Regions from separate parts of the Homo sapiens genome. Here region 2 is linked to region 1. The links are chromatin contacts, found by Hi-C in ENCODE. All regions are on one chromosome and are shown on one strand. Each heading gives the region's core, a stretch centred on a gene start or an enhancer-like site at or near the end of the contact. The rest is flanking DNA. Distances are from core to core; before and after follow the strand shown.

The links. A loop is a pair of places that touch in the nucleus more often than their neighbours do. Pooled maps may share reads with other maps.
Region 2: a loop to region 1 is called in a map of naive thymus-derived CD4-positive, alpha-beta T cell, with 15 times the contacts of the local background. The contact joins the enhancer-like site here to the promoter of CDC37L1 in region 1. A Hi-C loop is called at or near these places in 3 of 168 maps with a recorded cell type or tissue (CD4-positive, alpha-beta memory T cell and naive thymus-derived CD4-positive, alpha-beta T cell) and 11 of 50 pooled maps.

What each region holds. Positions count from the first base shown.
Region 1 is chr9:4,678,185-4,680,884 of GRCh38, reverse strand. CDC37L1 (cell division cycle 37 like 1, HSP90 cochaperone) reads right to left here and starts at 1,316. Exons shown (of 7, transcript NM_017913.4): 1 at 986-1,316. The coding sequence starts at 1,117. CDC37L1-DT (CDC37L1 divergent transcript) reads left to right here and starts at 1,405. Exons shown (of 2, transcript NR_121598.1): 1 at 1,405-1,498. RefSeq lists an enhancer at 1,093-1,182.
Region 2 is chr9:6,680,274-6,682,973 of GRCh38, reverse strand. No RefSeq gene overlaps it. Among named protein-coding and RNA genes, the nearest start is that of LINC02851, 23 kb to the left of the region's middle. RefSeq lists enhancers at 1,076-1,195, 1,266-1,555, 1,021-1,769, 1,676-2,055. Within about 2 kb of position 1,298, at least 41 of the 41 ENCODE cell types and tissues checked have a DNase peak (open chromatin) inside an H3K27ac peak, as active enhancers do.

The DNA.
Region 1 (2,700 bases), core at 67-2,566:
TACTGGTAAGCAATTTAACTCATTCTCATTAACATCTAGCAAAATAAGTTGAGAGGAAAACTACTATTAAATCTGTTACACTCTTGGGAACCCCATTTTGCAAGAAGGCGGCAGACACTTATGATCCATTGAATATATTAGTGTTTAGTCTGTGATTCTGAAATATACTTCCAAAACACACACGGATTCGGAGAAAAAAACAGGACAAGGTGATGCGAGTATGTAAGTATCCCCTAAGATAGGTCCCTGAAAAATCCTTAATAGTATATCACATTTGGATACGTTTCAGTCGCAGGAAGGCAGGAATGCTGGATTGAAAACACAATACCAGGAACCTAAGAGAAGTCTGAAGGAAAACACAAGTATATGCGTATATATTTTCACTGGAGAATGACGTGAAGCAAAACTAAAAAACAAAACAGTAAGGCAAAGATGGTCACGCGAATGGGAGAGGTGTACGCCAGCGTCAAAAGCGAGATTTAAAGAATTTACTCAGTTGTCAACATCGGTGAAAATCGCATGTGAAATCTTTGTCAGGACTCAGTGTGATGCTGAACTACAATCATTCACTGTTCCTAGCAACTGTGCACAAGTATGCTAGAGCCTTTAACAGAATAAAGTGCTTGGGGAAAACCTCTCACAAGAGGACAAAGGGTCAATGTTACAGCATGAGCCGCCCCAAATCTGAGTGCTGTCAGGAAGGGGAGATGGAGGAAGGTATTCCAAGAGTGAACAGGAATCAGCCAAGGCGAAAGAAAACATGTGCGTGGAGGTGGAGGTTGGTAATATATGGCCACCCCGTCTGCCCTCCGAAGATGCCATAAAAGGGGTGGGATGGCATCAGGCGTCAGGTCCCAGGTCCCCGGCCCCTGGCAGTGAGGTGGGCGTAGAAAAAGGCGTAGAAGAGGGTCTGGGAGACGCGGCATTCCAGGGGTTTGGCGACAGCACCACTCCATCCCTCCGCAGAACGCAGGCCCCTTCTCACCTGGGCGCCGCCGCCTGGCAGCTGCGGGCAGCGGGGAGAACTGGGGAACACGTCGAAGTCACTCTCTTCCTCAGCCTCACCCTCGGCCCGAGGGAGGCTCCAGGGTCCCGGAGGCGGCCACGGTTGTTCCATGTCCGGCTGCTCCGGGTCCTACAACCGCCCTTGGCCCTACAACTGCCACTGCCAACAGACTTGGCGTGAATGGAACCTGCTGCGCCGAGCCAGAAGCCCAGCCGGGGGTCCGGGCCGTTACCCAGAATCCCTCTACTGGCCGCGACGCCGCTGCACACCCGGCGACAGCCTGGGCCTCGCCACCGGCGGACGGCGGAAGAAATAGTCGGCGCGGTGCGTCACTTCCGGTTGGGGCGGGGCTGTGGAGGCGCGTCCCGGGCCCTTTGCGTGTAGTGGGTGGATCTGCAATTGTATTCCTGTTTCAAGCCCCGTTTTCTTGCAGCTCTTCGGCACTGCAAACCTAACCGCTAATGGCGCTGTGGGTGGAGAAACGTTTGTTAGGTAGCGTTATATATTGTTATCTGGTGTTCCCTATACCGAAAACGGCGGGTCCTGGCCGCCGGGAGGTACTCAGACCAGGTGTGCACTTTACATGTTGCTTAAAAATTGCAACTCATTCCTTTACATTGACATTTAAACCAGTGATTCTAAGGCAGAGTTGGGGCGGAGGGAGGAGAATTTTGAACAAGCGGAGCCAATTTTCGTCTCATTTCTAATTACAGGCAACAACAGAATTCTGCGAAACTTGGTTGGTTGGAGGAGCACACCAAAAATAAAGTACCGGAGCCGGCACGGCTTCAAAAAAATTAGGATCAGTACCGCTAGTAGCGAACGCATAAGAAGGGCTTCCTGTATGCCTGCGTATCTTGTTTAAGCCTAAAGATATGTACTCTCTTTATCCTCTTTTTTTGAGACGAGGAAGTAGACCCAGCATGCCCGAGATCACACATTTTACAAGGAAGAAGTAGGATCCAGACCCAGGGAGTTTAACTTCAAAACTTGAACGTTTAACAATCAGGTCTTGCTGCCCTACTCATAAAGAGACCCAAATAAAAACAACATGACGCCATTTTTTTCCATGTGTTTAGACTGGCAAACTTGTGAAGTCGCTTAATACCAAATGTGTACCAAGATGTAAGGAAATGATGTGAGAATGTCATTAGTATAACCTTTTAGGAGGAGTAATTTGACAATATGAGAGGCTTGAGCGGATTGATTCAGCAATTTCACCACTAAGAAAGTATGCAACAATTATTTTTGCACCAATATCCAAAGATTTACTACAAAGATTTCTGGCAGCAATTTTTGTGTGTGTGTGGCAAGAAAAAAAAAAGCATTCTAATTGTCCATCGATAGAGGAACTTAAAGTATGGAATATTAATACAATGGCATATTACCCTTTTTAAAAAAAGTAAATTGTATCTGAATATGCTGATATATAAATACCTCCAAAAGGTATTGAGTTTTAAACAAAGCAACTTGCAGAATTAAACATATGCGTACGTATACAGAGAGAGAAGAGAGAGGGATGGTATTTGTTTGCGTCCGTGTGTGTGTGTGTGTGTGTGTGTGTGTGTGTGTGTGTTTGCGCAGAACATTCCTGGAGGATATGCAAGAAACTGTTAATGATTACCTCTGGTGGGTGAGCCTAGGAAGGAAAGCTTCTGAGGATCTTTACTTTCCACATTTAGCTTCCCTGTACT
Region 2 (2,700 bases), core at 49-2,548, 2.0 Mb before region 1:
GCCGAGATCGCGCCACTGCACTCCAGCCTGGGCAACAGAGCGAGACTCCGTCTCAAAAAAAAAAAAAAAAAGATTTTGAAGCATATGTTTCAACAGAGCAGATGGAGAAAGTTACGTCAAACGTCTTGAGAGGAGGACATGGAATGCCAAACACAAGGATCTAAAAACGGTAGTGGTGCTTTAATCCCACTGCCTTGGGACAGTGACGGAAATCAGGGACAAGAAGAAATACATTTCTTGAATTGGGCAGCTGAAAACCTAAAAAAATCGCTATCAAGTCCATTTATTTGTGTGTGTACATTTATTTATTTGTATTATTATTATTATTTGAGATGGAGTTTCGCTCTTGTTGCCCAGGCTGGAGTGCAGTGGCTCATCTCGACTCACTGTAAGCTCCGTCTCCCGGGTTCAAGCGATTCTCCTGCCTCAGCCTCCTGAATAGCTGGGATTACAGGCACGCACCACCACGCCCAACTAATTTTGTATTTTTAGTAGAGATGGGGTTTCTCCATGTTGGTCAGGCTGGTCTCGAACTCCCAATCTCAGGCGATCCGCCCACCTTGGCCTCCGAAAGTGCTCGGTTTACAGGCATGAGCCACTGCGCCCTGCCTGCATTATTATTTTTTAATGAGACGGGGGTCTCACTATGTTGCCCAGGCTGGTCAGTAACTCCTGAGCTCAAGCAATCCTCCTGCCTCGGCCTCCCAAAGTGCCATTTATATTTTATATACTCTAAAGGACCATGGGGCAGATACAGCACAGGCGGAAAGTCAGCTTTGAGTTAAGCCTGTTGGAGATGTAACAATACCAGGCAGAAACCCAGAAAGATGGGGCGTAGGGCTGGGTGCAGTGGCTCCCGCCTGTAAGCCCAGCACTTTGGAAGGCCAAGGCAGGCGGATCACTTGAGACCAGGAGTTGAGACCAGCCTGGGCAACATGGCGAAACCCCGTCTCTACCAAAAATATAAAATTAGCAGGGCGCTCACCTGGAGTCCCAGCTACTCAGGAGGCTGAAGTGGGAGGATCGCTTGAGCCCGGGAGGCGGAGCTTACGGTGGGCCGAGATCGCGCCGCTGCACTCCAGCCTGGGTGATAGAATGAGCCCCTGTCTCAAAGAAAAAAAGAAGGAAAAAAAAAAAAAAGAAATGGAAGCAGTGTAGGACCGAAGACGTCTGGGACGGAAGCTCACCCCCAGGAAGGCCTAGGGAGAGAGGCACCGGCGACGTGTCTGCACCACGCGTCACCGGCACGCGCGGTCCACACTCCAGCGCCGGGTCTCGCGAGAGCCCCAAGCGCGGAACCGAATCTGCAGGCGCGCCACTCTTTGCCTGCGGCACCCTTCCTCCAGTTCTCAGGGTGATGGTCGCGATAGTTGCACCAGCACATGAGGGCGAAAACCTCTTGTGCTGCCTCCCCGTGACTGCCAGTTCCCGGACCACGTTCTCCCCAAGAGCCCAAGAAGGGCAGACAGCCAGGCGCGCTTGGCTGGTCTCGGGAGGAGGAAGTGGCGGAAGTGGGATTTGGGAAACAATCCTGGAGTCGGTGTGCTACGCATGCGCCGAGGGAAGCGGCCAGGCGGGTGGAGGCGGTGACCGCGCGGAGGCACCGGCGGCCCAGAGGCTTATAGTCTCGCGCGCACAGCAGCGCGCTACGCGGCCATCACAGCACAGCCGATCCAGAGTCCAGTCACGTGACCCGCTCGTGGCAGTCCGTGTGGGGCACTGTAGTAGCATTTAGTGAGTCAGGCGAACCTAGCGGGCTGCCGCCCCAGATCAGTTTCTCCGTCAGATTCCATTTCTCCAGCGGCACCTGAACCGGCGCGGTCCTCTGCGTCTTCTTGCTCCCTGGGGATGGGGCCCGGAGCCCCCTTCTTCATAGAAGGGAAAGAGATTTGAGCAGGTGGAAGGAACAGGTGCCCAGGACGCTGTCCCGACGCCCACACGATGCGCTGAGACCTGAGCTTACCCTCGCGTGTCCCATCGTGCGGTGGTTCTGTCGCGGCCCTATGGGGAGGGACTCTGTCAGACGGGGACGTCACGAGGCGGCCTTGCCGGGCAGGGTATTGGGGGTACCGGCTCCATAGTTTAACTCCGCCTAGTAGTGACCGCGTCTTTTTGCGGTTTTCCTCAGTCCTGTGGCCGGAGACCTCTGCAGTCTCCCTCCCGCAATGGAGACGTCCTAGGAGGTCTTCTGTTTCCATGTTTAGGGAAATGGGAAACCTACATAGTTTAGTAACAAATTGAAAGAGTAGTCCAAAGTCTTCCAACAAAGAAGACTGCAAGCCACCATGGCTTCCCTGGCAAATTGAACGATATATAAGAGGAAAACATAATTCCAGTCTTTAATAGTTCCAGAATAAAAGGGGGAAGGAAGATGAAAGCGGGTAACACTTTTAAACTTTTTAATGGCCTAGCATAACCCTGATAGGAAAACCTGACGAGAACAGCGAATGGAAGGAAAAGTGTATGCAAGTTTTGCTCATGAGTCTAGACGGGAAACTCTGTAAGCAAAATATTAGCAAAATCTAGTATTATGTGAAAGGAATAATACCATAGCCAAGTTATGTGGTTTTTTGTTTTGTTCTGTTTTGTGGGGGTTTTTTTTTGAGACGTTTTGTTCTTTTTTTTTTTTTTTTTTGAAACCTCCACCTCCTGGATTCAAGTGATTCTCCTGCCTCAGCCTCCCGAGTAGCTGGGATTACA